Regions from separate parts of the Mus musculus genome. Here regions 1, 2 and 4 are each linked to region 3. A link is a loop called in an ENCODE intact Hi-C map of the cell type or tissue named here. Cell type or tissue: heart. All regions are shown on one strand.

Region 1 (8,000 bases), 700 kb after region 3:
GAGACACAGTCTCTTGTTCTGTGTACACCAGGCCAGCTTCTGGAGTCTCCCTGCTGTGTTTCCCATCTCACCATAGGAACACGGGTTAGAGATGCAGTGGTTTCTTGGCTGATACAGCGAATCCAACTCAGATCCTTTCATTTGCTTAGCCAGTGCTTTATCCACTCAGCCATCTCCCCAGAGTCCCAGAGCCCCAAAGCCCATTCCTTTTACCGGGCCAAAAACACCTCTCTGACTGTCATGGGGACAAGTTAATAATGACTGTTGCAAGGAGTCACTCAAGAACCCTTCTACCCACAACAAATATGGTCCCCAGCAAGTTAGCAGATAACCTGTGCCCAACATCTCCTCTGCCACATGAGTCTTTTGCAGGTATTAGTTTTAGAGCTTCTAAGAAAAAAAAAAAACATAAGCAACAAAGAAACAAAAAAGGAAAAAGAAAAACCAAAACAAAACAGAGCTATGTCTCACTGCCCTGTTCCTGCCAGTGGGTTTGGGGAATGGGGTTGTCTCACAACTGTGGATGTTGAAATTGTGAGTTATCAGATGTGATTTCTATATGGGAAATGGGAAAGAGTCTTTAGCAAGTGAGCCAACATGTAGACCTGAGACCATGATGTCTTCCCATTCCCCTCTTCCTGGCTACCTTTCAAGGCAGAGGATGCAAAGCTCACTACTCACACTATCAGCTTCCCTTGCAGCTATGGGAGGGGGGTTCATTCTGGAAGCACCAGTGTCGATTAGGGAGATATTGGAAAGTTTATTTTTAAGAAACAGCTATGCTAACAGGCTTCTTTCTCTTCCCCTTCCCTCCCTCTCTATCCATCTCCCCCTGCCCCAGGAATATAGGACATAACTAACCATCTTGTGGCTGTGCATGTAAATCTGAGAGAGGGGCTGGAGAGAGAGCTCAGTCAATAAAGCACTTGCCTCACAAGGCTGAAGACATGGGTTTACATCCACAGAATGTATGCAAAGAGCCAGGCATGATCGTATGCACCTGCAATCTCAGCAAAGAGAAGATGAGAGCTGCAGACAGACAGACAGACAGACAGACAGAGCCCTGGAGGCTCTCAGGCCAGCTAGCCTGGTTCATGGGTTGAAGTTTCAAGCCAATAAAAGACTGTCTCTCAAACAAAATGAGTTAGTCTAATGACCGACACTCAAAGTTATCTTCTCACCTGTGCATGCACTGCGTGTACGCGCGCACACACACACACACACACACACACACACACACACACACAGAGGCAATCACACACATACACAGGATAAAAGCAAACCCATGTACAGCAGTTCCCAGGAGACCTTATTAACATCTGCGACAATGCCACCACCCACCCGCTGGGGACCACAAGCTCCTGAGGACGTTGGTGACATGAGCCCCTCTCTTCAGATTTCCTCAGAGGGATTGCTTTCTTAACGAATGCACAACACAAGAGAGGGGGTAACTTTCTGGTGCTGGAAGCATCCTGGATATCTTGTAGGGGCATGTTGGGCTTCTGCTCTGCCAACAGCCAGAAAGATGTTTCCCAAGAAAAATGAATGAGAAATGTGTCTCTGATATGCTCCGGCATTTAAACACTTGGTTATCAGTTGGTGGCAGTTTGGGGAAAGTGGAGGGAGGAGGTTACTTCACTAGAGGTGGGGCTCTGAGGGTGTGTCTCCAATCTAGTCCCTCTCCTTAGCCTTCCCCTTCTTCCTCCCCTTACCCCTCTATGTTTCATGCTTATGGCTGAAGATGTGATCTCTTGCTTCCCTGCTTCTGCTACTGTGCCTCTCTGCTGTGGTAGGTTCTTATCCCTCTGGCACAACAAGCTAGCACCAATTCTTGCTTTTAAGACCTGCTTTTGGTTGTAGTATCTTATCACAGCAACAGTGAGCAAACCCTTTCCAGTGGATGAGAGGAAATGGATCTACCCACTGTGCTTACTCAGGTCACTTCCCTCCTGACATTCCAGAATGCTGAGTGAGGTGGCATCTGACATGCTGGCCTGAACCAGGAGGGCCAAGATCCTGGGGAAACAGGATTCTTGGCCAGGGAAGGGATACCACGGTCACTCTCTTCCCTGTTCCTCACACTGAGGACCTGAGAATAATTTTTCTGTGGAGAGTTAGGGAAAGTCCCTCGCAGACATGGCTCATTTTCCCAGAGAGTTTTCTTCCTCAAGGTCTCAGCTGTTTACAGCAGGAGGCCAGGGGCCTTAAGGTGTCACAGCGGACTTACACTGCTTGTCTACTTGGTCTATTTCCCCCATGCCCACAGATATACATCACATTTCTCCAAGAGACCAGTTTGTCTACCCTCATCTTTTGGGGAAAATACCGTCTCCAGCCAGATGAGGTAGCTCTGTTAGTAAAGTGTTTACTGTGTAAGCATGGAGACCCGAGGAAATCCCCAGTGCATCATAGGCAGAGGCAGGCAGATCTGTATAGTTTGGGGTCAGCCTGGTCTATATAACAAGTTCTGGGCCTGCCAGGGCTACATAGTGAGATTGTCTCCCGACAAAGAGGCTTGTCATAGGCAAGCCTCTAATCTCAAGGCTTGGGAGGTAGAGTCGGGTGGATCCCTGGGGTTCACCGGCCAGGCAGTCTAGAATCAGAGAGCACCAGTTCATAGTGAGATCTTTTCTCTAGGAATGGTGTGTATAGCTCCTGAGAAGTCACACTTGAAGGTGACCTATGGCTACAGACACACACACATGCACAGATGGATCCTCCCCCGCCCCCCACGCCACAGCATTTGTTACCGTCTTACCTCAGGGTATCTCCTGTGTCTGGTTTGTGTGCTGTTCACTGCACTGGATCATGAGGTCTGAGAAGGCAGGTGTGCTGGGGAACTCGGATGACACTGGTGCCCCTGTAACCACCACCAGTGATAATTAATTGCCAAAAGCATTTGCTGAGTGACTACATGAAGGAAGAGATGAAGGAACTAAGGGATGAATGACAGCTGCCCTCCTATTTGATGGGCAGATGTGTCTGCTATTTTAAAAAAAGATGAATAAATATAAATGTGATATGAGCTTAATACTGTGAAATTTAAGAACGATATCTGCAGAAGAGAGAGACTGGATAAATTCAGCAAAATGCAAGTAGAAGTTAAACTCAGCAATGGTGGGGCTTCCCGATATAACCTATGTTGCCGATGTCAACAGAGGGAAATGCTTGGTTTTGTTAAAAACAAACAAACAAAACACACACACATACACAAAAACAAAACTAAGAATTGAACATATCAGTCTTGATTGACCAGGTCTTTTAACTTCTCACAACAGAGGGAACAGGAGGGGCACCATACACCTCTGTCACAGCAGAGGTCACACTGTGGGGACATAACCTTGTGTTACCAGAGCCTAGAGCAATGTCTGGCTCAGGAGAGAAGTTCACTAAAAATCTGTGGAAGGAGAAAGAGAAGGAAAATATAGGAAGGAGGGGGGAAGTGCAGAATGGGGAGAGGAGATTGGGTAGAGAGAGGGAGGGGAGAGAAAGAGAAGGAGGGAAAGAGAGGTAGAGAGAATAAAGGGAAAGAAGGGGAGGGGAGGGAGTGGGAAGGGAATGGAAGGGAGGGGAGGGAAGGGGGAGAGGAGGGGAGGGAGAGAAAGGGAAAGGGAGGAGAGGGGAAGGAGGGAGGGAGGGAAGAAAGGGAAGGGAGGGAGGGAGGGGAAAGGGGAAGGGGATGGGAGGGGGAAGGAAGGGGGAAAAGGGAGGGGAGAAGAGGGGGGGGGAAGAAGTGGGAGGGGAAGAACAGTCAAGACTCCCTGGGGAAGAGAGAATAGGATGAAAATCTCATCCTGAACAGAGCCTGTGGCTTCTGCTCCTGGACAGGATGGGACAGTCCTGTGAGCAAGGTCAGGTCTTGGTCCAGGCTCTATATCAACCGTAGGTCTACAACCTGGAGCCTAAGGAAACACAAGGACCTGAGCCCTCTGAGCCTTCCTTCGGGGCCCCTCTGTGGTATATGGCTAGTCAAGATGACATCCTCATCTGCACAGGAACCTGGAGAGATGGACAAACACAAAACATTCTGGAGTAATGCCAGAAGACGCAGGGCATGGTTACACATGCAACTCTTAACTGGTAGAAAGCCTAAACTGTATGCCATTCATCCATCCCATCTCTCTCTCTCTCTCTCTCTCTCTCTGTATGCATTGGTATAGGAATGTTCAGGTGTGCATTCATGAGTGTGTGCAGACCAGAGGTCAACCTCAAGTGCTATTCCTCAGGAGGAGGCCATCTTGACTTTTGTGACAGGGTCTCTTATTTCCCCAAGGCTTATCGACTAGTTTAGTCTGAGTGACTGGTGAGACTTGGAGATCTTCAAGATGGTTATAAACTTGCACCACTATGCCTGCTTCCTTTCCTTTTTTTTTTCTTTTTTTCTTTTTTTACATGCGTGTTGATTGGACAAATTCAGGACCTCATGTCTGTGTAGCAAAACATTTTACCAACTTCAGCCCTTAACATTTTTGCTTGTTTGTCCTAGAGATGGAACCCCAGGTCTCACGCATGCTAGGCCAGCTTTCTACCACAGAACCATAGCCCAGGCAGGCTCAGACTCTTGTCTGAGTTTTCCCCGGAAGAGCATTTGGATCTGGAAAAAGGATGCCTCTGAGGCTGAGAATCAGCAGACCTGACCTTCAGCTCCTTCGGTGCAGCCGCTCTGTGTTCCATGAGCGTTCATGAAAGTCTGTCCCACTGGGGAAGGAAGTCCGTCTGTGGGAGAGGAGAGGCGCAGCTCCCTCGGGGTCAGAGTAATTGTGTGTGATTAATGGCCAATCTCTTAGTGAGCCCCACACAAGGGCTCCCAGCTGCACACTCCTCCCAGTGAATTTAGAAGACCAAGTGCGTCCTCTCTTGCTTGCAAAGCCCAGATGTCAGCACCCTCAGCTCTGGAAACGTTTTGTAATCTGCAATTACGAGTTTTCCTAAAGTCTGGCCCGGGGACCAGCCATGTCTGGCCCTTTTGAACAAGGACTAAAGGAGCTCACAGGGAAGGAGGGAGAATCTATTGATTATCCATCATGAGTCAAGTCTTGTGTCACCCTCCACCACTAATTCCCTCAGTCTTCGACTTCTACCTACCATGATTATCCCCATTTCCCAGACAAGGAAACTGAGGCAGAGAGAGACAATGAGTCCTTTATGCCACACAGTAAATAGAAGGGGCAGGATTTGAACCTGGGTCATCAGGCTCTCTGTGTAAGGTTGTTTGGGAAATCCTATTGGCTTTGTTTTAAATCAACATCATGTCTTTGTCCTGGTCATCAGCCACTGCCATCGTTCCTCACCTGTTGATGGCTGAGGGTAAAAACACTGAATCGTCCCTGCTCCAGAGATTCAAGCCATGTTATCCACCTTTCCATAATCCAGAGAGGTGTTGGCTCTGCACACTTCCTCTTCTTTCTCCATGCACACCAGGCTTCTAGATCTTTCTGAACGGCCTCATGCAGTTGTGAGCATCCCCACCAGGGTGGTCTGTATCCCTTGTTAACTGTGAGTTCAAGTCAATTCCTCCCTGCTTTGTTGCCACTTGCTAGACATAACAATGCGGAGAAACAACAAAAGAAACTAATCCACGACTTCATTTGTGGGTTGCAGCTCTTATGCCTTCCGGTCCCACAGGCTTGTAGGACATTTTCTCTGCTTATCTGAACACAGCTCCAGGAAGGGGTGGATCCAGGACCCATGGGGAGCTGATGCTCTAGGAATTTGGCGATCCTTTCCAAAGAAAGGATGCTTGCAAATATAAAATTTGACGAGCCAGTGAATCCTTGGAAGGGGAAGAAATTACAAATCTGTACTTTTGAGAAAGCTAAAAATAGTCAAACATTCACTTCCTGACCGGAAGAGATTCTGAGAACTGGATAGTTGGGCAAATTCATCCTGGTCCATAAATCCAAGAGTTGACTTCTTTAAAAAAAAAAAAAAAAAGGTATCATATTCATGGTCCACTGTTGGTCAAAGTGTCCTGTAGAGCATGGCGGGCCTCTGGCTGCCACAAAATCCAGAAGAGCTGATCACAGTGTTTCAAATATACAGAACCTCACGTCTCTAAATTATGTTCATCCTGAAATTCCTAGCAACGAATGCCTAATCATTTCTTTTAGGATACTTTCGTAGGCATGTGTGAGCTCAGGCCTTGGAAGTCACTGGTCAACCTTGTGTGTCACCCTCGAGAGCACTGTCCACTTCCTTTGAGGACTTTTCTCACGGAGTTTATCTCACCAAGTAGGCTAGGCTGACTGGCCATGGAGCCTCAGAGATCTCCTCTCTGGTCCTCCCCAGGGTTGCGGTTCCAAGCTCTTTTGTGGTTCTGGAGATTAAACTCAGACCTCCACACTTTCCAGGCAGGTTACCTTACCAACCAGTTGATCTCCCCAACCCCTATACTAATAAAAAAGAATTACAGTATCTTCTATAGAAAGACTAGTATAGAATGTAGTATGTTTTAGCATAGTGGATAAAGCATCTTAATGTTTGGAAATAAAAAAACAAAACAAAACAAACAAAATACCCCACAGTTTACCCAGAGATCTAGTCACCATGAGTGGTGGCGTGATAGAGCCTATCATTCTTCTCAAATAAAACAAAGACGGCCAATAAGATGGCTCAGCAGGTAAACATGCTTTCAATTAAGCCTGACGACCTGGCTTCAACCCCTGAGTAGTGTTGAATCCCACATACAGTGGAAGAAGAGAGCACATGTCCCATGGCATATATGCATAGGTATATATACACATACGCATAAAATAGGTAGATTGGTGCAGGTTTAAAAATAAGTCAAATAGAAAGGAAAGAACACGAAGCACACATGCCTGTTGTTAGCGTTATCCTTGGAGCATCGTCCTGCCCGGGTCTCTTTAATGATTGATTTTGTTCCTCATAGAGATTTATGCGTTTGATTCAGGTTTTCCGCAAGGTAGCTTCAGGCTCTGTCAATCTCTCTGTCTTTCTTCAAGTACCCTCATGCCCCTGGAGTTCATGCTGCCACAAGCTCTCTCATACTGCACCACCAAAGCGACGGCTCCAGAGAGCAGACCCAGAGGGAAATGGGAACGTTTCTGGAGGCCGTTCCTGTATGGGGATGGGGGTAGGCTGGGCATTACTCCACTTAGAAAAAGATTCACTCAAGTGATAGAACTGGCCATCAGCATGTTACGAGAAATAAGCCAGATTCAAAGGCAGGGACCATGGATTCTCTTATGTAAAGAATCTGTATTTAAAACATGGACAAGGACCTCATGGTGTGTCTGACTCCTGAATCTGGATATTTATGAAAAAGACATAAAAGGGAAGAGAGACTGTTGGGGGGGGGGTAGTTAGAACAAGGGAGGGAGAGTCAGGAGAGATGGAAGAGGAGCACCAAGAGCTGGCACAGGGAATTCGGAAAATCTGGAATACTTATCCATCTCAGGGGGGCATGCAGAATGGTCCAGCTACTTCTGAGTATAATGTGCTCAGTCCTTAAAAACTGAACACAGGGGGATAAGGAGATGGTAAAAGTGCTTGCCACACAAACATAGGAACTCAAGTTCATATCCCCAGCAACAGTGTAAAAGCCAGGTGGGTGTGGCAGCCCATCTGTAATCCTAACACTCAGGAGGCAGGGGTGGGATTTCCTCAAAGCAAGCTGGTTAGCTAGGCTGGTCAAATGTATAAGATCTGGGTTCAGAGAGAGTTCCTGACTCAGTGTATAAGGTAAGGAACAATTGAGGAAGACCCTTAATGTAGGAGAGCCCAGCCCATTGTGGGAAGAACCATTCCCTAGGTAAGTGTGTCTAGACTCTACATGAAAGCTAGCTGGGCTTAAGCCTGCGATCACACCAGCAAGCAGCATTCCTCTAAGGTTGGTGGAAGGTCATATGCTCACAGTGACTAGAAATCTCGATCCAGTCTGCAGCCCTCCACCACACCATCCACTGTTTCTTTTTGAGCTGTATCTTGCTGGCCTGAAACACACTACGTAGGTGAGGCAGGCAGGCTGCCCAGTGAACCCC
Region 2 (8,000 bases), 720 kb after region 3:
CCACTATCACCATCAATGCTATTTCCAGTGTTTCATGCTCTAATATATATATATGAAATACATTTACACGTATACACATACACACATATACGCATACACATACACACATACACATACACACATATACACATGCACACATACATACACACATATATACACATACAAGATATACACACATACATACATACATATATACACATACACATGTGAATATGTGACCATTTGCTAAGTCATTCTGCACTGGCTTTCCTACAACCATCAGAATTTTAAGGTGGTGATTTCTAATCATTTGGCATGTTTTCATTCCCTATAAACCTCTGGACAGGCTCTAGGTAGGCTTTACTCAGTAGGTAGCACCAGAAACAATGGAAAGTATCATGGCTAGAAGTATGTGTGTACCTCTGTGGGCATGTGTGGGCATGTGTGTGTGTGTGCGAGCGCACATGTGTGTGCTATCAACACAAGCTAGGGTCATCTATGTAACTGGTCTTTGGCTACTTTGTGGGCTCATCTTTCTTCCACCCTTCTCCACCCCTTTTCTTTCACCCTTTCAACCTCCTAACACTAGACAGGAGAGAGAAAGGACAGAGGGGAATCATTAGACTGCTTCCTGATGATTAGGGATGTCAAGTCCATTGGAGCAAGTTTGATCTTTACTGGAAGGATATTTATCTAACTTTCTTCTTCTTCTTCTTCTTCTTCTTCTTCTTCTTCTTCTTCTTCTTCTTCTTCTTCTTCTTCTTCTTCTTCTTCTTCTTCTTCTTCTTTTCTTCTTCTTCTTCTTCTTCTTCTTTTCTTCTTCTTCTTCTTCTTCTTCTTCTTCTTCTTCTTCTTCTTCTTCTTCTCCTTCTCCTTCTCCTTCTCCTTCTCCTTCTCCTTCTCCTTTCCCTCCTCTTCCTTCTGCTCCTCTTCCTCCTCCTCCTTCTTCTTCTTCTCCTTCTTCTCTCCTCCTTCTTCCTCTTCTTTTTCCTCTTCCTCCTCCTCTTCCCCCTCCTCCTCTTCTTTTTCTTCTTGTTTCTTCTTGACACATGACTACTTAACAAATTGCAACCAACAGCAACCAGTCACCAAACCAACAACAACCAACGATGCTCCCTAGCATTTATATACCCTCTGAAAAGTCCCCAGAATTCCAAAGGTCACACAATTGCAGAAACTATGTGCAGCTGACAAAATCACACCCCCAGATAGAGCACAGGGCAAATTATAGTCAGCTGCTGTGGACAATCTGAAACAGCCCATATCCCACACCTGGGTTTAAAATGAAAACCTATTTCCACGCTATTTTTGTGTGCTTTAAAGAAACCAAAGTTCTCACTACACATCTGGGAAGAGGAAGCCTCGTTTAAGGAGTTGCCACCATCAGATCTGTCTGGAGGCAAGTCTGTTGGGGAGATTTTTGATTAATGATGGACATGGGAAGGTCCAGCTCATTGTGGGTGGTGCCATCCCTGAGCTGGTGGCCCTGGGTTCTATAAGAAAGCAGGCTGAGCAAGCCATGGGGAGCAAGCCAGTAAGCAGCACCCCTCCACGGCCTCTGCAGCAGCTCCTGCCTCCAGGTTCCTGCCCTGACTTCCCTCAATGATTAACTGTTATTTGGACGTGTAAGATAAAAATGAACCCTCCTTTCCTAAGCTGGATGTGGTCACTGTCTTGTCACAACAGTAGAAAGAAAACCAAGAGAGAGAGAGAGATTAGAAGCAGTGTGTGGCTGGAGAAAGAAAGGAAGACCATGCCCACAAGCAGCCAGTACGGGGGTCCTGGGTCACAAGGCTCAGTTCTGATGTGGCCCTTCTGAGACACTGTGGAGACACACACATCTAAATGACGGGGGAAGAAAGATGGTTGGGAGTGAAGGAGATTTCTCTGCCTCAACTCTTCTGTCACAGACTGAAGTAGTTCCCAAAGGCATCATCTCTGAGATTGGAAACTTCAGCCCACCCTGTTCTGGATGGATGCCCGTCTGCAGCCAGAGGACGCTGCTGGGAACTGTCATCTGCTATGGGTAAAGCTGGGGAAAAGTGAAGGGCAAGAGACAGAGATGAGCACAATGGTACCAGTACCATCGCTGTCCCAACACTGGGGATGGAGTGACTGACGTCCAGAGAGATGAAGTCATGGGCTCAGACCCCAGAGCTCCCAAGTGGTGGAAGCTCTACACATGTGTTTCCCTAGAAGTATAAACTTGTCGCCACACTTAGCTTTCACGCGAACTCTGGAGATCAAATCAGGTCTTCAAACTTACAAAGGTTATTCTCCTCTAGGGTTGAGAATTGGTTCTAACGTCCTCCCAACAGCTCCCGGTCTTGGACTCCAATATTCCTCTACATCTTTCACTGAGGTCTCTGTAATGAGTCCCAGGAAGTGCGGGAGGGGTATTTTAGAGCACATGGCGGGGTAACCAGGAAGAGATTCTGCAACTCTGCATTCCACAACATCTCCATGTCTGCCCCTCATATTTCCATGATGACTACCCCATGCTTGCCTCTCGGCCAAGTCACCTGCTGAAGCTCGGAGTGAGGCTACTTTGTAGACTTCACTGAAACACTCGGAGCCCTCTGTGTCCTCTGCTGGATGGTGGGAGAAAGATTGTGATGTGCCGCCCCCCTCCACAGGGGGCATGGAGGCCAAGAATGAAGGAGACTTAGCTTCTTGTATAGAATGAACACTTACTAACTGTTCACTTGTTTATATCAGGCTTTAGTAAGAATTATAATGATGATATCTCCATCATCCAGGGAAGTGTCCCTAACAAGAAAAACCAAGGGATAAATGAAGTTCAAATTATAATTTTTCTCTGAGTCTACACAACAGTTAAAGGTATATATCTTCATGGCCGGAAGCAATTACAGGCTACCCGTTTGCTTTGTCTTCATGAGGGGGAGCATGAACCCATCAATTGTACAGAAGACCAGGCTACTCAGACTCTTAAACTGACTCATCCAGGCCCCGATGTTTGCCCTTCCTCTGTGGAAGCCTATTCTCAAGGCAACATCGACCACAGCCATCTTGCAAACACATCAGGCTGACTCACGGCTCTGCTCATCTAACAGTGACTTCCTTTCCTCTCCAAGGAAAGCCAAGCCTTGCCCTTGGCCCATGCCACCTGCATGCCCTGATACCCTGGCCTATCACAGCATCTCCTTCAGCTCCCTCCCTCTACTCTCGCTGCCTTGATTATCCTCAGCAATGTGACCTCTGACTGAGCCTCCTTCTGGAATGTTCTTCCTCTGTGACCTCATGGCCTACTTTGACAATTCTTTTAAGTCTTCGCAAAGGTCACCTTTCTACAAGGCCTTCACCAGTCACATGGCTTAAAGGATAGTCTTTCATCCTGACCCGACTGTCAAGACTCAAACCTTCTTCACAGATCACGTAGTGAAGGGGGTAGTGGTGTGTTCACAAACAAGGAGGCCAGAGGTCCATGTTGAGTGTCTTCCCCATTTCCTCTCCACCTTATTCTTTGAGACAGGGTCTCTCACTGACAGTAGACTAACTCATCTCTTTGCCTGTTTACTAGTTTCATGTATGGTCTGTCTTCTCAGGGAACTGCTGTCCCTATAGAACAACTGTTGAACACCTTTGGGTGCAAGCCATCTGAAGACATGGCTAGCTGTGAGCCCTGGGGAGGGGTTCCAGGAGACTCTGCCATGACTGTGCTGGAAAAGATCTTACAATGCACAGGACAGGCTCCTGCGATGGATTCTCCAGCCCACGTGTCAGCTAAACTGTAGACGTCCTTTGAGCTGCGTACATCCCGACATCTAGAACAGGGCCTGCATTTAAGAGTCACTTCATTAAGCCGGGCATGGTGATGCACGCCTTTAATCCCAGCACTCGTGAGGCAGAGGCAGGCGGATTTCTGAGTTCAAGGCCAGCCTGGTCTACAAAGTGAGTTCCAGGACAGCCAGGGCTATACAGAGAAACCCTGTCTTGAAACCCCCCCCCCAAAAAAAAAAGAGTCACTTCATCATTATTTAGGTGATGAATCAGCCCTGGAAACAGGTGCCTGGTGAAGACTTTCTGATTCACTGAGGTCTCAAGGAATGAAAAAATTCCAACTCAAATTAGTAACAGGGGAAAAAAAGGCGCTGTCTCCACAGTGAGAAAGATCCAGACCCTTGTTTGGGAAAAGGTTGCCTTTCGTCGGAAGGAGAGATGACCCTTGGTAGCCCCTCCCGGAATTCGCACATTGTGTTCTAAGTTTAACACATCTTGTACTCTTTTCTGCTGAAATCCTTGGCTCCAGCCCATAATATCCCTGCATCCAGGAAACCATTATGACTGGCCAGGGCAGAGGTCACTGCTATTGTAACCCACTTCCTCCATGAGGGTTTTAAATTTGGAAAAAGCTCTTACTACTATTGTACATGATGTCAACGCTCCGATAACCTTGGAATTCTTTTTATTTGTCTCCTTTGACCACTGAGTCCCCAAATCAGTCTTTTAAAAAAATTTCTGTGTAGGAGGGGGCTTTCCTCAGAACACAATGTTAACAAGCATCGAGTCACAGCCAGCCCTGCTGGTATTTTCCCAAAGGGCCTTCAAAATGAAACTGCATTTACCAAAAAAAAAAAAAAAAAAAAAGAGAGAGAGAGAGAGAAAAGCCAGGATTCCAAGGGAGTAGCAAATAATTTTAGTCACATTAAGGGGTTTGCCGAGAGCCTGTGTCGTCTCTGGAATGGACTGTCCACCTAGCACATCTGGAGATGTTGTATGCCGGTGGTACAACTGAAGCACCAGAGAGATCTCTGGATTAAAGGACCACAGGGACTGTCAGGGCAAGAGATGGGGGTGTGTTAAACCCTGAAATTCTAGACAATAACGGTAGGAGAATTACTATGACCAACAGTGTGGGAAACACCAGGTATATCGCCATTTGGGGGAGAAGGCATGTTAAAGAAAAAGGAATCTGGGAGGCCTTTGACACGGTAAAATGGAAGTCAGGAAAGACTACTCTGGTCCATTCTATGAGTGTTCGGTCCTCCCCTGTTACTTGTGAGAGATGCAGACAGGAAGTAATCATAGCACACCAAAACCCATCCTCTGTAGAGAGCCTCCGCTGTATACTCTCGCCGGTGAACACGGGTGGGTGTGTGCAAACATGAGGATGTGAACCAGCTGCACTCATGTGGAGGTCAGAGGACAACCTCGGTGTCAGTCCCCAAGTCCCACCTTTTGGTTGGGTCAGGGTCTCTCATAGGCCTAGAGTTTCCCAGTGTAAGCGATCCGCTGCCTACCTGCGTCCAGCATCACATCGAGGATGAGATTGAATACAATGCATCCTATTGTGCCTGCTTTTTTATGTAGCTCCAGAACCTTGTGAGTACCAACGGAGGCATTTCCCCAGTCTCTGAGCTATATACTTAACCTCTTTGTGACTTAGTTTCCCCCTCAGTGTCAATGCTGCTTTCCTCCTAATCTTAGGGCACCCATACTGTCTTATGTGCGTGCGTTGTGTCACATGACTAATAACAGCCAATGGAAGGTAGGAGATAAGTACGTCTGAGGCTGCAGAGAAAGAGGTCTTCACTGCCTACAAGTGACGCTGGAGAGACAAATGCCACTCCAGCTGCAGGAGCCTTGGTCACCATGGAGCCTTGTGACCCAGCTTTTCCTGGGTCCTGTAGCCTTTTCTAACTTCCCTACCAGTGGTATTTTCTAGAATCCCCTCCCCTCCCTTCTACATCTTACATGCAAACTGCAGTTGCTAAGGAAGATTTGCACCCTAAAACAGCTATCCTAACCCACTGGGCTTTGCTGCCCCCCTTCTGGAATTAATTATCTAGAGATCAGCAAAGCTCAGTGGGAGACCATCCAGCCCTTAACTCCAAATTCTCCCGGTGAGTTATCTTCTGTTTTGGATTGTTGCTCTCAGGTCAGATTTGGGATGATGGAGAAGATACACACACACACACACACACTCTCTCTCTCTTTCTTTCTCACACACACATACTCTCATATACTCATACACACTCATAAACACACACACACACACACACACACTCACACACATACATACACCCACACACTCATAAACGCATACTCATACACACACTAACACACAGGCACACACCCACTCCAATGCACATACACACACACTCATACACTAACACACAGGCACACACTCACACACACTAATGCACATACTCATACACACACACGCTCATACACCAATGCTCACACTCACACATGCTCGCTCTCTCTCTCTCTCTCTCTCTCTCTCTCTCTCACACACACACACACACACACACTGGCATGCCAAGACCAGGAAGCATGTGGGAGAAATAGCCAACTATGGGGAGGGGGGGTCACAGTGTGAGTCACTTCTCTGCCATCTCATGCCACAGGGACAGTAAGGACAATTCTCATTCACTGTATAAGCACCAGAAGTAAATCCAGAAAAGGCAAGTACTCTTCCAGTTTGTCCGTCTGCCACCCTGCCAGGGGGCTGGAGTAGGTGCAGTCTGTATAAGAACCCAAAGTCCCAGCTCAACCCTGCCCCAGGGCACACAGCATGGTCTTCAGGAAACATTAAGAATTCTGGACAAATCCTTCAATCCTTCAGTGCTCAGGCCTCCAATCTTTAGCTGTTGGCTTATGAGAGTCTCTGAAGAGTGTTGTGGTGTATCATCTGCTGCCTGCATCATGTGCCCACAAGAGGCCTTGTCCTGCAAGCCAAGACTGAGGCAGGTAAAGGAAGAGTCCTGCAGTCTCGGGCCCCTGGTTGTGGACAGCTGTGCTAGAAGTCTAAGCATCTCAGGCTTCCTGTCCAGGGCTCTCTTCATCTAAAGGGACCAGAATAGACTCACGCAGGGCAGACTGAGAGTGCCAATGAGCTAAGGAGTGTGGGGGTGACCCGTGACCCGTGATGAATGTAGAGGAGAGCATACTCCTTCCTGCTCCCCACTTATCATGAGGCATAGCTGAAGCATGTCTCCCTGGTTGCATTAGGACAGAGCCCCAATTACCCACAGTGCTGGTTTACTCATTAACAATATCTTCCTCATCTTTGTTCCCCTACCAGAGCTGCACCAACCTGACATCAAATCCTAGTTGTTTCTAGAAGAACCCAACTTCACACTGGCCTTCCACCACTAAAGACAGAGATAAGAGAGCCTGCAGGCAGGTCTGGGCTTGTAGCTCAGCTGGTCTCAGCAAGCTTGATGCCCTTAATTCACCCCTAGCACCCTATAGGCCAGGTGTGGCAGTGCAGGTCTATAAGCCTAGCACTCAAGAGAGACAGAGGCAGGAGGCTTAGGAGTCTAAAGTCACCCTTGGCTATGTAGCATTTTGAGGTCACATAGGATATGAGAGTCTCCCTGTCTCGATAAACAACTAAGTAAGTACGTACACACGTAAATAGCCCTATGCAATTTATCTGGTCAATGCTGAGGTCATTGGCAATGGCATCTTGAATTGTGTTACCCACAGCATCAGCAACATATCCAATCCCAGGCAGGTGGGTGGCCTCTGACTAAAGTGCCCTGTACAGCAAAGAAGTGGTCAAGACCACGAGTCAAGCTACACAGTGGGAGAAAACATTGGTGAGTCCTAGACGTAACAATCAGTCAAAAATCCAAACAGTAAGAAGTTGTCAGACATCTCAAGAGTGAACATAAACCAATGACCCCATTAAAAATTGGGCGAAGACTGAGGACTGGTTCTGCGAAGAAGACATACCCTCACTAACATGTCCCTGACAGAGTATGGCCTATAATGGTTGAGCGATGGGGAAAATGGATAATCCAGGGATGGCTGAGTGGTTTTGGAAAACATGGACTGCACACACAATGAAATATTGGTCTCAGCAGAGAAGGAGCCTCTGATGAACACAAGGACATGAATAACGCTGAAGAATATTCTACCAACTGGGGCCGGGATGCCGGTTGCGTAGTTTAAGGATAATGAAATTGTCTGGAATTCAAGAAGCCCTGGATTCCTTCTTCAACCCTGCACAAAAGAAATGCAAAACAGTAAGTGTAAAATAGTCAAATGTC
Region 3 (8,000 bases):
CAGGGAGTCTGTAAGGCAACTGCAAGCGAAATTGTTTACTTCCACGCTAACATGAAAACTGCTCAATATCTCCTTTTTTTTAATCCCAAGCCTCAAATCAAATCAATTACAGCAACCTCCTCTAAGAGAATCTACTATTTCTTAAAAACAAACAAACATGTTTGTCTATGTGGCTGTTTAGATTGCCCTCTTATAAAGAGGGATGGATTCTTAAAGTTTTTTTTTTCTTCTTCTTCTTTCCTGAATGTATTTAGTTTGAAACAACTGGAAGCAGGGTTCTAAGAACCCAGGGTTAATAAAGGTGCGGATTTTCCACCAGCTGGCTGATGAGAAAACATTAAAACTTATCGAGGAAATAAATGCTCACTTATGGACTGAGGCTGGCGAACTGTGTGCCTGTTAGAGTGAGCTCTCAGAGCCGAGGTTTAAGACAGGCTAGCGTCCGGGCCTGGTAACCCATCCGTGATTTAAGCTATAAACCACATTCCTCTACTCTGTAGGCCACTGCTGTTTAATTTCACAGAAGTGCTGGCTTTCTGTACTTTTGACTTAAAAGGAAGTGCCCGGTTATGAAAACCCGACTAAATGTCTTGTGGCTTGGAAAACGATCCCGTGCCAAACTTTGGCCTCAAGTAGCTTGGAAGGAGACCGAAAGTGGGGTTTTATTTTCGTGCCCTTCCAACTGGTATCTTGATAAACCTCAATGCTACCTACCTCTGGTTTTGTTTTTGTTTTTGTTTTTCTTAAATCGGTGGTTTTAAACACTAGTCATTGGGGTCCTTAATAGACTTATTTCGGTCAGGCAAGGGCACTAAACATTACGTAAAGTGGTAACAATATTCAAATACAAGGTGCATAGTCTCATGGGTTCCTTGGGTCTACACACATAACCTTAATTGTAAAAATTGCCTGCTACGGTTTCCCTGGGCTTGCAGACTCCGGAGATGGCAACGGGAAAGAAACCCGAAGGTCCTCCCCTCTTCCACTGATTTCTCTGTCTCACACCATCAGGCTTAGGTCCCCTTCAGCCCCAGGGACAAGGCTGAAGAGTAGAAAGGGCCTGCGGAATCCTCCCGGGTCTCCCACTGCTGTCTAAGAGGGGCTTTAAGGTCTGTCCTGGGAAATAAAATCCAACAGAAAGAACTAAACGTAAAGAATATTTCAGAATGGCTTCACAAACGGGCTTCCTGCAACAAGGTGATTTTCTCGAATGCTGCAGAAGCCGAGTGCGCGGTCTCCTTCAATGGAAAACACCCTGTATTTTGTAAGGAACCCCGGATACGAGTCCCTAGGAACCATACTGAGGGCCCGGGTAGGCTGAAACTTCCTGACCCTTAAGGCAGGGCCCTGGAGTCTCCGCATATTTGGGGGGACAGGAAGTTTTCGTTTCAAACGTCAACAGTCAGCCAGAATCTACTGTTTTAAGAGTCAGACAAAAGAGATGTGAAATTTTTCAGATGGTTTGGGGGGAGGGGTCCCCCACTGATTACTTACTTACCTTCCTGACTTCGTGATGACCATCTCTGTACCCCGCTTGTGAAACTGGTCCCAAAGTTCCTTGGCCTCCAGGTGCACCTTAGGGTCATCTTCTACGTCTTCTTCGGGTTCCATGGTCTTCAGAGGCCTCAGATGTGCCTGGGGTCCCAGGGATGAGAAAGGGATGCCGGTCTCAGCAGCCCCCACTAACTGATCCATGATGGGCTTGGCCAGAGCTCCGGGGAGCGAGAGCGCCGCGGCGCCGTTGGGAGGCAGCGTTAGCGCGGGGAAGAAAGGCGGCTGGTGGCCCAGTACCGCGCTCATGGCGAAGTCCGGCGCCCGGTGAGGTAGGAAGGGATGATAGGCCATGCTTGTCCCAGGGATAACCGGATCTCTCATGGAGAGGCTCATCCACTCCAGACAGGGAACCAGTCCGCAGCTGCTGGCTTGGCTCCGCTTTTGTTGTTGCTTTTCAAAAATAATAATTAAAAAATTCAACAGCGACGCATAGTTTTGTTTAAAATAAAAAAGAGGGCAAATTACAAATAAAGCGTTTGAAAGGGAGGGGGAAAGTGTCTTTGGGGGGAAGAGAACGCCGCTTTTAAAGAGGACAAAGCGGCAGCAGATCTGGAGACATAGCCGCTGCAGGGGCTGTCCTGGTGCGTGGAGTGTGTTGGAAAAGCCGCTCCTGGAAGTCGGTTTCAGTAGGGCAAGCAGCAAGCAGGGGCTCGACTGGCGCCCAAGCCCTGTGGCTTAGCTGGAAATAGACACTGCAGCCCTTTCCCGGGGTGGCTCCCCGGCTCCCACGCTCTTTGTTGCCAAAGCGCAAGGTTCTCGGAGACTTTTTTTTTTAACCTTTTTTTCGACTCCTTCCCCCGCCCCCTAGCTCTTCTCTGGCTTTCTCGCAGGAGGCGTCTTAGTTGAGCTAGACTCTGGCTTTCACAGGCAGCGAGATCAAGGGGGGGAGGAAAAGTCTCTCCTTTAAAAAAAAAAAAAAAAAAAAAGCGATTTAAGCCCCTTTCCAGCGGCGCTTTCAAAACTAGAACTGCGAAGCTGGCTTCGGTTCGCGATCCTCCTCTCTGGCTCCGGGCTGCGCGCAGAGTCTGGGTGGCGAGCGAATGGTGCCTGCGATCTTCTGCCTCGGGGAGCCGGCTGTCTTCCTTGTGCTAAAAAAACGTGAGCGAAATCGCTTTCCTAAAAATAATAAATTAAAAAAAAATCAGCGTCCGGGCACGCAGGGCGAGGGAGGATCAAGAAGACGGGTGCAAAAAAAAAAAAATAGGAAAGAAGGAAGAGAACGGAGTGATTGGGAGCTGGAGTAGGCAAGTAGAGGGAGGGAGAGAAAGAGAGAAAGAGAGCGAGCGAGCACCTCGCCACCCTCCTCCGCCTCTAGAATTCCCCGGGCGTCTGCTCGGCGGCTCTGGACGGTCCGGCAGCGCTGTGGGCTGCGGGAGCCCGAGGCTTGTTGATTGGCTCTTTGACGCTTTCGGACCAATTGTGTGGCTGCATAGGCGTGGTTTTCACAGGTCGAGTGCTGGGGGAATAGAGCCGAGTTATAAAAAGAAGGTGTCGGAAACTGGAACGTCGCTGCGCCGCGCGGTACTACGGCCTGTCCTGCGTTTATGTCAACATGATCAGAGGGGAGGGCGGGGAGCCACCAGGGCGCCGCGCGCTCACCAAAGTCGCCTCTAGGTGGCTGATCCAGAAGAGAGTTCGCAGCAGCCTGAGAGCTCGCCGCGGCTCCTCAGCTCAGCCTACGTCTGAAAGGCCTCAGCCATCCAAGCCGGGGGATCCGGGGAGGAGGCTGGGCCAGGGAGGAAGGGGGAGGGAGCGAGGGCGGGAGCCAGGCAGCTTGCCCGGCTTCCGAGGCGCCGGGCAGGGGCGCTCGCCTCTCGCGCGCTCCGAGCGCTACAGTTCAAGCCCGCGGCCGCTTCTCTTGTGCGGATCTGCAGCTTCTTCCCTTTCCCGGGCCCCGGGCTAGCCGAGCTGGCCGCCGAACCTCTCTTTCGGCCAATAAGCCTTAACAAAAGCTCCAGGCTCGCGTAGCTCTGAAGGGAGCCCCACATGGAACCGCCCAGCCACCTCTGAGTCAGATCCTCTAGCTCCTGCGCCCGGGTGCTTCGGATTCCCGAGCCACTAGCGCAGGGGATCCCACCAATCTTTCTGCCCGCTGCCTGCTCCCCACCCGCAGCCACGTGCAGAGACCCAAATGCCCCTTGGGATTCTGGGCCCGAACGCGCGCCGACATACTGAGACCGAGCCCCCACGCGGAAAAATAAACCACGCAAATGCATTCAAGGCCTGCGCGCCTGGCCCAGTCTACGCTCGGCTCGCTCCTTTTTTTTTTAAAAAATGTATTTACTGACCCTTTTGAGCCCAGCTCCTCTTCCATTCGGATGACGACACCAGTGTTCCACCCGGATGGGGGTGTGGGTGTAGAGAGAACGAAGCAGCTGAAACAAGTGAGCGCCTGGAACTGCGGGCCTGTCTCCTGAGAGCCTTTGCCCTCACCTCCGGGCCAGCTCGGTAGGGAGCTGCCGCTCTGGGCTTGGAGAGCTGCTCGGGGGGAGGTGCACCAGCCTCGTATCTTCCTCAGGCATCACACTTATCTCTGGGTGCCTCCGCTCCTGCTCTATCCTGGGGACTTATCGTGGCAGACGTCGGGGGCGAATTTGTAAAACAAACCGTGAAACGTCTCCCACCCCCATTTACCCCAGATGTCGGGAGACTAAGGTCTCCGCTCATCCTAGGGTGGGGAGGAAGGCCAACTGATCGATCAGACTTTGGTTGGGTGACCCTGTAGGACTCCCCTCGCAAACCTGCAGTCCTTGTTTGTGGGTAAAGGCGAACTGGGACATTCCAGTTTAAATGGAGGGCAACTTAGCAGAATTTTTAGTTTTCCTGGGACAAGACCTTTGCTTGGAAAGGGAACAGAAAGGAGGCTGGGTTTCCGGGCCTAGAGATTAAGCTTTCAATGTTTCCGTGTGGACCATTTGCGCCTAGATTTTCCCCCTGGGGGCCTCCCCCAACTCCTCGCCCAGGACCCCTTTCCCAACTGCAGGTTCAAACTAGCAGCTATTGGGTGAATAGGCAGTTCCTTCTCCCAGGTAGGGCAGAACATTTGAGGCCACGAGCTTTTCCAGTCTTACGTGTTTTGATGTACAAGGTTAAGAGCGTTTGGCGCCAGCCCTGAGCTTTCCCTGGTGCGGCCAATGGGAATAGAGTCATTCTTTGAACTTGGTGTGACCTGCCATCTCGCCCCTTTCTTTCCCCTTCTCTGACTTTTCGCGTGCTCACGGTGGAGAAGGGAGAAAGAGGGAGAGAAACGGAAACAGGAGGTGGTACCAAAGGCGGTGGCTCGCTAACACCCCTTCCCTAGGCCCTGTTCCAGATTGCTGGAGAGTACAAGAGGCCAGGCCAGGGCCCTCTCAGCACGGGCCACCGGGGTCAGCGCGGATTCTCTGCTGGCAGAAGGCTTCCCCTCCCCCTCCTTGCCTAGCCACTCTCGCCAGAGCCGCCCTAGAACCCAGATCTGCTTTACCGACATTGGCCGGTTAATCTCTGCGCTCCCGAGTGGAGTGCAGGAAAGTGGTATGCATCTGCAGCCTGTTTGACCCCTTGGTCACCTACGCGGTGCCCTGAAGGTCCACAAGCTAGCCGGAGAGACCTTGGCAACCGGTACCAAGAGTTCTGGCCTCAGGGGTCTGCTCTGCAAACGCGATACGAGCTCCATGACTTTGCATGCAAATAATCTGGCCTTGCTTTTTTGGCCGCAGCGTTGGAACCAGAGCAATTTCTGACCCCTCACATCACCCCACACACAAACACCCTTCAGTTGCCTATGTTTGACTGTAGCTCTAACTTAACCCTGGGCTCATCCCAGTTTGCCACTTCTCTAGCTTCTACCCCTCACTCCAGTGCGCCAGGGAAAGGGGGAGGAGGGCGGGGGTGTGGAGGAAAGTTTGCTGCGGGATTCAGAATCGAAAATGTCTACATGTTGCTAATGGTCTACAAACTTCCGCCAATTATGACTGACCTCCCAGACGCTGCCCCTGGAGGCTCGTGTTCTGCCAGGGAGGCCACGGCGAAGCTAGGATCAAAAGCAGGAAGGTGCGAACTCTTCTTCGTCGTTACGTGCCCGCCGCGCCCCCCTCCTGGTGGGTGATAAACCCACTCTGGCGCCGGCCTTGCGCTGGGTGATTAATTTGCGAACAAACAAAAGGGGCCTGGTGGCCACTGCATTAGGGTTAAACATTGGCCAGAGTCTTGCTTAGGCTTGTGGCAGGCCTGGCCTCCTGGAGAATCTACAAGGTTAGCGGGCCTCGTGAGCTTCCAGCTGCTGACCCTCGGTGTAGACAGGTTCTGTTTCTAGACTCCTTGATTGAACGTAGCCAGTCTTTCCAACAAAATCGGAAAATGGGTGAAAGATGGGAACCCATTGTCCCTAGCAGAAATATTCTCTCGCTTTTGGCGGTAGGATTTTTTTCCCTCCCACTATAAGGGCCTGGGATTTTGAACAAGATAAAAGCACTGTAATGCCGGCAGCTTCTGAGGCAAAAGAGGAGATATGGGGCTTCAAATGTGGGGGTGGGTGGGTGAGAAGGGGATTACGCGCCTCAGCCAACTGTCCCAGGAGGCATTGGCAAGCCAGAGAAACGGGAAGGCGCCTCTGCAATGTTCCATTTTCCCTATGGCACCTCCTGCCTCACACTTTAAAGGGGACAGACACACTGACCCTTTTGTGACCGAATGGTGTTTATCTGAAATTTAAGAGGGGGGTGGAGGGAAAGGATGGGGAGTAAGCAGGGTGGTTGGCTAGAACTGCTCTAGAAAGTCTCTTTGCTTGTGTGAGGTCTGGCTGGACTCCGTGAGACATGCTGTTACACTGTTATGCTCTTATGCCCTCTTAAACCTTCGCTCCTGTTCACCACACAGCTTTATTCAGGCCGAGGTGTCTCTCTATCGGATATCTTGGCGGCTGGAGGACATGGGGTTTCTCCTGGAGGGTCGGGGGCCTGAGGATGAATTTAGGAGAAGTCAAGACATTAACTTTTCCACGGAAGAGAAGTTCTTGGTAGCCTGGCAGGGCAGAAATGGCTCTTTGGGAGCCTGATGTCCTGGCTGATTTGATCCTAGGATCTTAGTCCCTTTGACACTGGTACACTTTAAGACTGCCTGGAGCTGCCGGGCAGTGGTGGCACTCGCCTTTAATCCCAGCACTTGGGAGACAGGGGCAGGCGGACTTCTGAGTTCGAGGCCAGCCTGGTCTACAGAGTAAGTTCCAGGACAGCTGAGGCTACACAGAGAAACCCTGTCTCAACAAACAAAACAAAACAAAAACAAACAAAACAAACAAACAAAAAGACTGCCTGGAGCCGAGTGTAGGATTCTCATTCTCCTTTCCTGTTCTCTGTTGGGGGACAGGATTTCTTTATTGTCGGGGGTCCAGCCTGGCCTCTCTCTGGACACCTGGTGTACCTTAACACTTCAGGTCCCCTCCCAGCCAGCACAGCAACATACGTGTCTGCCCACCCCCCCCATACACTGGTCTTCCATCTTAGACAGAGCCTGAATTGGGTGGGTGGGGCTCCCTTACCTCCTGTTCCCTAAAACTTACTGGGAGAGCTTGGCTCTCCCTGGGCTAGTGACTTGGTGCTTTGAGGAAGCATCCTTGAAAAGTTGCCTAGTACAAGCACAACCCTTTGTGCTGGATAACAGGGCAAAGAATATCACCTCTTTCCTTTTCCTCCTTCTAGCCTTCCCCTCTTGCTTCTTTTTTCTTCCTTCTTTCTTTTCTTGTTCTTCCTTTCTTCTCCCCCCCTGCCTCCCCCGTGTCTCTGTTCCTGTCCAAAAAGAGTTCTCTGAATGCACAAGTGTGACCCTCCTCTGGCTTTCCTTCCCTGTTTTTCTTCTCGTCCTCTTGGGTCCCAGGTTCCATTTCTGTCCCTAGCACCCAGTTCTCAATGCTTCTCTTGTGCCTTTGTGGTTTTTAGGTTTTGTTTTGTTTTTTTGTTTGTTTCTGATTTGCCATCTGGCTGTTTCTAAGCAAACCCCTCCCCATCATTGTGACTCATCCCCCCCCCACACACACACACACACCCACACTTTTCCAGTAACTTTGACAGACTGGAGATTCCACTTCCCAGGGTCCTAACAAACACCTTTGCCTCCTGGCTTTGGCTGGTGGCAGATAAAGACGCTCTGCTTGGCCCCATTTGGTCTCAACTGCAAGTTTCCCTTCTCTTAACTTTTCCAAAGTCACTTTAAAAGGTGGGGGGGGGGGGTGGGCACTGTATCTGATTCCTATGCCCGGGGATCTGCTTCCCTCTCTAAGGCAAGAGCCCAGAGTGAGGAGCTCTAAAGCCAAGGCTCTAAAGCCCAGCTCCTGGCTCCCGGTTGCTGCATAAGGTCACGCCTTTCCTGTAAGGCATTTCTTCTCTGTCCTCTGACACTCTTCTACATTATTGATCAGGGAGATCCAGTACTAGAGTCTGAGGCGGTGATTGAGCTAGACAATGGTCGGC
Region 4 (8,000 bases), 260 kb after region 3:
ACTGGTAACAAGGTCCTCTTGGTCCAACAAGGTGAAGTATTTGAAGGGCTTTATCCAGTGCATAGAGCATAGTTGGTGACAAGTGAACCAGTGTGAGTCTGGATCTGGGATGACGGAGGCTTTCCAGCCCTTCTATTGGCTCTTCCTTCACTGCTTCCCTCTACCACTGTCCCAGGCTCCCCTCTGTAGTCTAAGCCATTCATCCTCTCCGTTGCCAGGGTATAGAAGCCATGAGATGGCTCTTGCACGGAATCCACCACCACTTGCTTATGTTGGGGACCAATGTCACTGCTGTACACATGTTCAGTAGAGCACCCGAATTATACCATTATCTTGTGTACAGAAGTATCCAGGGGAGCGTGTAGGTGTGTAGCCAGCCCTGACTCTCCCAGTGTGGCTTTTCAGCAATGTGTGCGTGCATGTGCGTGTGAGTCCTGAGACCACACTGAGGCTTTCCCATTAACATCAGCCTCTTTATAACGTGACTATCTTCCCCCACCCCCATTACTAAGCTCTGCTGTCCCTATGTTAGGTAATAACTCCTGCTCCCAGTCCAGACAGTGCCTGTCTGTGTAAATATTGATGTCTTAGAATTTCTTCTTAGGAAATCCCTAGAAGGTCAGGACACTGCCTCTGTGGCTCTGGAGGTCAGGATTGGTCAAAGATGTGCAGAGATCCTCTAGAAGTGTGCATTGGAGCTGGCATCTGGGGAAGTTGCTTAGGACAAGAAAACAAGAATTTTTCTACACTGGCCCATGGGCGTGTTTGAGGACAGCGTGTTTCATGATGGACAGACTTCAAAGCAGGTTTCCGTCTTCCTAACTCATGACATTTGCAGAACTCACTGCCTTTCCATTCGCCCCTTTCATCTTTTAACGTTCTTTTTAGAGAAGTTCCTGGTTCCACACCCACGTTTTGAGTCAAGGTCTCATGTAGCCTAGGTTGACTTCAAACGTGGTATGGTATTAAGGATGCACTTGAAATTCTAATCCTTCCGGGTCGTGTCCACCTCTCAGGTGCTGGGGTGACCGATGTGCGCCCTCGCGCACCCAGCTTCTGCAGTTCTGAAGATGGAACCCAGAGCCTTGTGCGTGTGTGCCTGCTACACAAGCTCTCTACCACCCAAGTTACACCCCCAGCGCCTCCAAAAGGAGGCAGAGGGAACATAAGGCCAAGCAGTGTGATTGCAAGATACTCTGCCGGGTTCCATTGCAAGCCAAACGGAAGCAGCTTCCAGCCTGTTCCTGGTACCGACTTCAGCTGAGACATCAGCCTGCATACAGGGATCAGTGAGTAAGAGAGAGAAATAAAGAGACAACTCCCAGGCACAGTGGAAACAAACTTCAGAGTCAGATCCCATCGTCAGAGACCCATTGGGTTGGTTGAAGCCTTTACGTAGATTTCCTCAGTTTCCCCCCCACATTGACTTCCTTCCCGTCTGCCCCCAGCACACGCGCTGTACAGTGACGTCATCGCAGCATCCGTTTCCCGGGGAAACAGGCCGTGCCCTGGTGATAGGAGAGGGGTGCGATTGGATTGTGGTGGTTCAAATGGGATTGTCCCCCCACCCCCACCCCCCAGGCTTGGAGATCCAAGTGCTCGCTCCCTAGTTGCTAGTGCTGTTGGGGGATGTTTAGGGAACCTCCAGTGGCCTTGCTGGAGGAAGTCACTAGAGGCGGGCTTTGGTCGGTTACAGCTTCATCTCACTTCCGGTTTGCTCTTTCTTCTTCATGTCTGTGGTGGAAGATGTGAAGACTCAGTCCCTGCTCCTGCCACCGCGCCTTGCCTCCTTGATGAACACATCTCTCTGGAACCATAAGGCAAAAGGAGCTCTTTTTCTCCTTAGTTGCTTTTGGTCATGGTGGTTTTTTTTTTTTTTTTTTTTTTCATCACAGCAACAGAAAAGTAATTAAGTACAGGAACCAAAGAGAGTCCGGGAACCGTTTCGTTCTTAGTAGTGATGAGGTACCGATTCATGTTTCAAATCAGGAGCCTGCGGGGAAATGGGAGCCTGTCCCTGCTCTCCGAGGTCACTGCGTGGGAGAGAACCGAGGCTGAACACAGGACTGTATGCAAGCGTGATGGGGCGCAGGAAGAAAGGACAAGGTGCTGGAAAAGTCACTCACTGCCTTCCCAGCATTCTTACGGTGGGGAAGCGACCTGCTGACATCATGGTCTGATGTCGTCATCTGCAAAATTCCTGATGGAGAATTGTACAAGTTAGAAAAACAAACACACTGGCTCAGTGAATCAAGAGCTGACTGTGTAAGCAAGAGACCCTGAGTTTGATCCCTAACACTCATCCCAAAGGCTGGGTGAGGCAGCACCCATCTGTAATCTTAGCTCTGGAGAAAGAGTGAGGATGAGTCAACTCTGGGGTTGGGGGTGGGCTAGAGGGTGAGAGAGACAGAGACTGAGAGACCTAGACAGACAGAGACATAAAGACAGAAAGAGACAGAGAGACAGACAGAGACACAGAGAAATAGAGATAGGAGAGACAGAAAGGAGAGAGACAGAGACAGACAGAAAGAGAGACAGAGACACAGAGAAACACACAGAGCAGAGAGACAGAGACACAGAGAAACAGAGAGAGATAGGAGAGACAAAAGGAGAGAGACAGAGAAAGACAGAAAGACAGAGACACAGAGAAACACACAGAGAGCAGAGAGAGAAACAGAGACAGACAGAGACACAGAGTCAGAGACAGAGAGACACAGCGACAGAAATAGAAAAGGGAGAGACAGAGACAGGTGGAGAGACAGAGATAGAGAGACAGAGAGAGAGACACACAAACAGAGACACAGAAATACACAGACAGACAGACCTAGACACAGACAGTGACAGAGACAAACACCAAACGTCAACCACCTCTCATCTTCATACACACGAGCAAAAGTACACCCCTCTGCCATAGAACACACAAACCACACACACGATTGCATGAGAATCTCTCAAATGTTAAGTGAGTTTACTCTTTTGTGTGTAGCTGCATCCGTGGCTAGCACCGCTTAGACTCACCTGGTAGGAGACTGTGGAAGGCTTCATGCAGGCATTGATGGCTGAATTGGGACCTAAGCTGATGAAGAGAAATGAATCAGGCCAAGGTGATGGGGATGGGGAGAGAACAGCTTATTCACAGAGCTGGAGGACAGAGCGGGTGAGCATGGTAGCTTAGACAGTTGGGATGACCAGGGTCGCTCAGGATTCTACTGTGCATGAATTAAGGACTCTAACCACCTGAAGCTGGCTCGTCTTAATCCTTAGCTGGCTGTTCCATCATTGCTCCGGAAGCCATTGTCAGGCTGCAGGTCCCTACTGTAGGAACAGAAGAGTCTATGCAGAAAGAGGAGCAGATGGGAAACAGACAAGGGGGCAGGGATGTGAAGGTGAGATCCTGGCCTTCCAATCTGACCTGAACACCAACTGAGCAGTGGATTCCACTGATGCTATGCAGATCAGAAACATCCAGCCGTGCCCTGCCTTGTTTCAGGCTTGGAAATTTCGTTTGTTATACAGCAAATGCTAGCGGAGACATTATTCTCTGGGAGGGGCAAAAACCCCAGACACCTATCTGTCCACAACAGCCTACATCCATTGAACATCAGAACTGTGGTGAGCCGTCTGTTAAGGCTTTTAAACTATTTTATCCCACCAAATTGTCAATCAAGTAGGCATTTGTGACCATTTTACAGATGAACGCCATCGAGGCTCACAGTGAGTGTGATTTCTTCACATTATGAAGTGTTGGGACATGGTGGTGACCCCAGGACTGTGATTATGTGACTCTAATGTCCCAGGGATCTATCCGTTACACTTCCTCCCTGCTCCCCAGTGCTGGGATTAAAATTGTGTGGCACCACACCCAGATTGTTCCTTTTAAATGAGAGGGTTAAATTCATGGTCCCATGCTTGTGAAACAAGCACTTTGTTGACTGACCAGCCCACAGAACCCTGCTTGATCCATCTCCCCAGAATCCAGTTCTTTTCTGTTTTGACTTCTCTGGGATAGATTATAGAGCCTGGAAAATGAGGGTTAACATGACGTTTCTCTGAGAAGGCTAGCCTGTGGATGGCAGATGACACTGAGCTGAGGGCCAGTGTGCCAGACAGAGGCTCCTACATCCCAGGCCCATCCAGAGCTACCCAATGTCCCCGGACACCTGGCCTCAACTGTTGGCTCCACTTCTCACATGGAAGCCAGGGTTCAGACAGACAGATTGTCCCAGCCCTGGTTGCTGGTCTCAGCCCTGTCTCCGACTGGCCAGATGACCTTGGGTCATGACCCCTTCCCTTAGACTCCAATTTCCCCATCTATTAAATAAGAGCAGAGTTCCTGGCACTCTGGTGTGTTATTTCATTGAATTCTTCACTCTGCTAGAATCCCGCTCTGCAAGACAGTGCACATTTGTAGCTTAAGTAAGCTTCATGCTCAGCTCTAAACATTGATAACCTGATTTTAAAATCTATTTTCAGGGCTGGAGAGATAGTTTAGTGGTTAAGAGCACTGACTGCTCTTCCAGAGGTCCCGAGTTCAAATCCCAGCAACCACATGGTGGCTCACAACCATCCATAATGAGATCTGATGCCCTCTTCTGGTGCATCTGAAGACAGCTACAGTGTACTTAGATATAATAATAAATAAATCTTTTTTTAAAAAAATCTATTTTCTCTCCGTGTGTGTGCATGTGTGTATGCATGTGCATGTTTGTGTTTATGCATGTGCGTATGAGTGTCTGCATAGTGCATACATGTGTATATGTGTGGGTAGGTGTGCATGTTTGTGTGTTCATGTGTGTGCATGTGTGTATGTATATGTGCATGTGCATGTGTGTGCTTGTCATGTTTGTGTCTATATCCATGTATGTGTGTACATGTGTATGTGCATGTGTGTATGTATATGCACATGTGCATGTGTGTGCTTGTCACGTTTGTGTGTCTATATCCATGTATGTGTATGTGTGTACATGTGTATGTGCATGCATTGTACGTATATATGTATGTGCATGTGTGTATGTGTGCCTGCATGTGTGTGTACGTGCATGTGTATGTGTGCTATCTGTGTGTAGTGCCTGTGGAAGCATGAGCAGGGTGCCATACCTTTAGATCTTTAGTTACAAGTGGCTGTGAGCTGCCTGATTGGCTGAACTCCAGTCTCCTGGAAGAACAAGTCCACTTAAGTCCTATGCCATCGCTCTCATCTTCCTGAGAATTTAAAGTGCTCGTTGAAGTTTATTTTGTTGTTGTTTTCGTTTTATAATGCCCCTAAAAATACCTATGTATTTTTTAAATGCCTGTCTGGTGCTGCTGGGGGTGGGAACTACTTTGGAAGAACTGGGCCTTTCCATTTTGAAGGAGAGCCCAAGACTGAGGCAGGGTAGTGGATTTCAGACTTGTCTGCCAGTGACCTGGCCAGCAGCCCCTCGTCAGCAAAGGTGACACTTTAGACTTTGTGTCTTCAGGAAGCCCCCAAGTTTGAGGGTGGAGTGGAAGCTGGGTAAGAAGAGGGGTTCCACAGCAGAGTGAAGTTTGAGGTTAGGGGTAGAGAAGGGTAGCCATGGAGGAAACCTCAAGCTGGGGTTCTAGTCAGCGAGGGTCCTGTGATGCGGAGCCTGTGGCAAATAGAACCTGCCGGGCTCATGGTGGGGAATCACAAGCTGGAGAAAAGAGAGAAGGCTGGGTCTTGCTGTTCCCTGTGAGGACACAGCCCCCCGTGATCTAAAGGCCTCAACTCATGTGTCCCTCACCTCTCTGCAGTGTCACCTGGGGACTCAGCATTTAACACATGGATACTTTGGAGGACATTGAAGATACAAGCCATAGCAGTGGGGCCCAAAGGGCAGTGGGTGAGAGTGATCAGTGATAGTCTAGGTGAGGTATTGAGGTATTTGGGTCCACACCCTGGTCTGTAGCAACCTCTAGGGTCCGCCCGATGACCACAGGTGCCAGGGAGAATGTCCAGCGCTAAAGCCCACCTGTGAGATGAGGATGAGCTTGGGGGACAGGGACACAGGCTCTAATTTGTCTCTACATAGCTCCAAAGCAGCTTCTTTTTGGTTAGAGTTTGTTTCAAATATATTTACATTTTTTTTTTTCGGTTGGGAGGGAGGAGTTGTTTTGTTTTGTTTTGAGACAGGGTCTCTCTACATAGTCCTGCGTATCCTGGAACTTACTCTGTAGACCAGGCTAGCCCCCAAAACTCAGAGATCCTCTTGCTTCTGCCTCCCAAGTGCCGGAATTAAGGGAGTGAGACACCATGCCTAGTTAAACATAATCTTTAATATTTGTCTTTAGTATTTGTCTTTGTATTTAGTATTTTTGTTGTTGTTTGATGTATGTGTGTGTGTGTAAGTATGTATGTATGTTTTTGTCAAATAGGAAATCACCCTGTGTCCAGCTTCCCATGTTTCCCCTTGCCTGCTGTTTTTGTTGTTGGTTTTTGTTTGTTTGTTTGTTTGTTTGTTTGTTTTAAACATTTGTTATAGAGGATTGAACTCAGACTGTCATAGTGTGCAGCCAGCACTTTGCCAACTGAGTCATCTTTTCCTCTCTGCTGCTGCTTTGGAGTTGAGGTCTTGCTATATAGCTCTGGTTAGCCTGAAACTTGCTCTGTAAACCAAGGTAGCCTCAAACTGGCGGTCAGCCTCCTGCCTCTGCCTCCAGTCTAGTTTAATTAAAAGAATCCATTGCCAATAGGTCTCCATCTTTGAACTGGAAGTTTCACCCGCGTTCTGGTAAACGTGCCTGCAGATTCATTCGTCTGGATTTGGGTCTATCTTCTGGATCAGATTTCTGTTTAATTTTTAAAGACTTATTTTTAGCGATGTTTTTTTCGGTTCCCAGAGAAATCACGAGGGGGAGGGGCGGACAGAGATTTCCCAGCCACTTTCTCTCCCAGCATGCTCAGTGCCCAGATTGTCCACAGCCCCTGCAGAGGGGCGCCTTTGTGGCAAGCGGTGCCGTCACTCGGACACAGCACGTTAACTCCCCAAATCCACAGCTGCACTGAAGGATCACTTTGCGATGTGTGCATAAGGACATACGCGGCCGCACACACCAAACAGCCATGCCCAGTGTTTTCACTGGCGTCATCAGAGGCTTCCTCACCGCTTCTTCCTTTTAGCCTCTAGTGAGCAACTGATCTTTCTATAATCTTGCCCCTTCTAGAATGTTCTAGAGTTAGTTTTGCAATTTGTAGCCTTTCAGACTGATCTTGTTCACTGCCTTGTGTGCATTTACTTTTTTTTTTTTTTTTTAACCCACTGTTTCCATGTTGGGCTGGCTTGCTTTTGTTTGATTGTTTGGGGAAGAATAATATTCTATATCCTGGACATACCCCAGTTAATGTATGTCGTCACCCGTGGGGAAACATGATTACTTCTAACCTTTGCTATCCTGAGTTAAACACCGTGAACATCTATGTGCCAGTGTTTGTACGGACAGAACTTCTCAACCCCTATCACTAAACACCAGCCAGAGCAACTGTTAGGTCTCAAGAAAGAATACAAGACTGGAGCTGTATTCTCCTGAAAATTGGCCACTCTATTTCGAAGCCCCACCCACAATTCCTTCTGTTTTCAGGTATTCCTATTTGTGCCTCTCTCCCCCTCCCGGTATCAGTTTGCGGGATGTTCCTTTCCCGTTAGTCTGGCAGACGTCCTTCCCCATTTCCCCCATCTGTTCCTGTCTCATCGTTTACACACCAGGCGCCTTGCATATGCTCTAAGCACAGACATTTAATTCTTAATATGTTACAATGAGTTCTGTACCCAACACTATTCAGTTAGCTTCTCCTCCATCAGAATAAAGTCCTCGACCCTATTTTGGGAAGATCCTTTTCTGGGGAATGAACCAGGGTCTCCTGTGTACTAGCAAGAACTCTACCAATGAGCTACAGCGCCCATTTCCCACACACACACACACCAGGTGCCCTGCAGTCACCCCCACCCCCTTTGCCCCCCCCACTTCTCATTTTTTTCATTTTGAGACAGAGCCTTGATAAG

Evidence for each region. Hi-C counts contacts between places; a loop is a spot of excess contacts. Peaks named below come from ENCODE experiments on the same cell type or tissue, not always from the same donor. Only the 100,000 strongest peaks of a DNase experiment are listed, where the experiment ranks them.
Region 1: it touches region 3 in a loop (2.6-fold over the local background); 4 of 42 quality-filtered maps call a loop at or near these places.
Region 2: a loop joins it to region 3, with 2.9 times the contacts of the local background. A loop is called at or near these places in 4 of 42 quality-filtered maps.
Region 4: it touches region 3 in a loop (2.1-fold over the local background); 5 of 42 quality-filtered maps call a loop at or near these places.

The regions. Positions count from the first base shown.
Region 1 is chr5:118,964,681-118,972,680 of GRCm38, reverse strand. No RefSeq gene overlaps it. Among named protein-coding and RNA genes, the nearest start is that of 4930413E15Rik, 16 kb to the right of the region's middle. In heart, no CTCF peak of the experiment used is centred here; DNase peaks (open chromatin) are centred at 4,720 and 5,660.
Region 2 is chr5:118,947,509-118,955,508 of GRCm38, reverse strand. 4930413E15Rik (RIKEN cDNA 4930413E15 gene) reads right to left here and starts at 3,170. Exons shown (of 5, transcript NR_040694.1): 1 at 2,486-3,170; 2 at 2,246-2,345. In heart, no CTCF peak of the experiment used is centred here; a DNase peak (open chromatin) is centred at 4,268.
Region 3 is chr5:119,665,903-119,673,902 of GRCm38, reverse strand. It overlaps Tbx3 (T-box 3), which reads right to left and starts at 2,670. Exons shown (of 8, transcript NM_011535.3): 1 at 1,499-2,670. The coding sequence starts at 1,887. Tbx3os1 (T-box 3, opposite strand 1) reads left to right here and starts at 2,395. Exons shown (of 4, transcript NR_166476.1): 1 at 2,395-2,652. In heart, CTCF peaks have their summits at 1,724 and 3,176; DNase peaks (open chromatin) are centred at 1,822, 2,302, 3,102 and 4,032; H3K4me3 peaks cover 5,814 bases; H3K27ac peaks cover 5,831 bases; H3K27me3 peaks cover 4,808 bases.
Region 4 is chr5:119,401,780-119,409,779 of GRCm38, reverse strand. No RefSeq gene overlaps it. Among named protein-coding and RNA genes, the nearest start is that of Gm42016, 80 kb to the right of the region's middle. In heart, a CTCF peak has its summit at 4,575 (motif pointing left); a DNase peak (open chromatin) is centred at 6,939; H3K27me3 peaks cover 266 bases.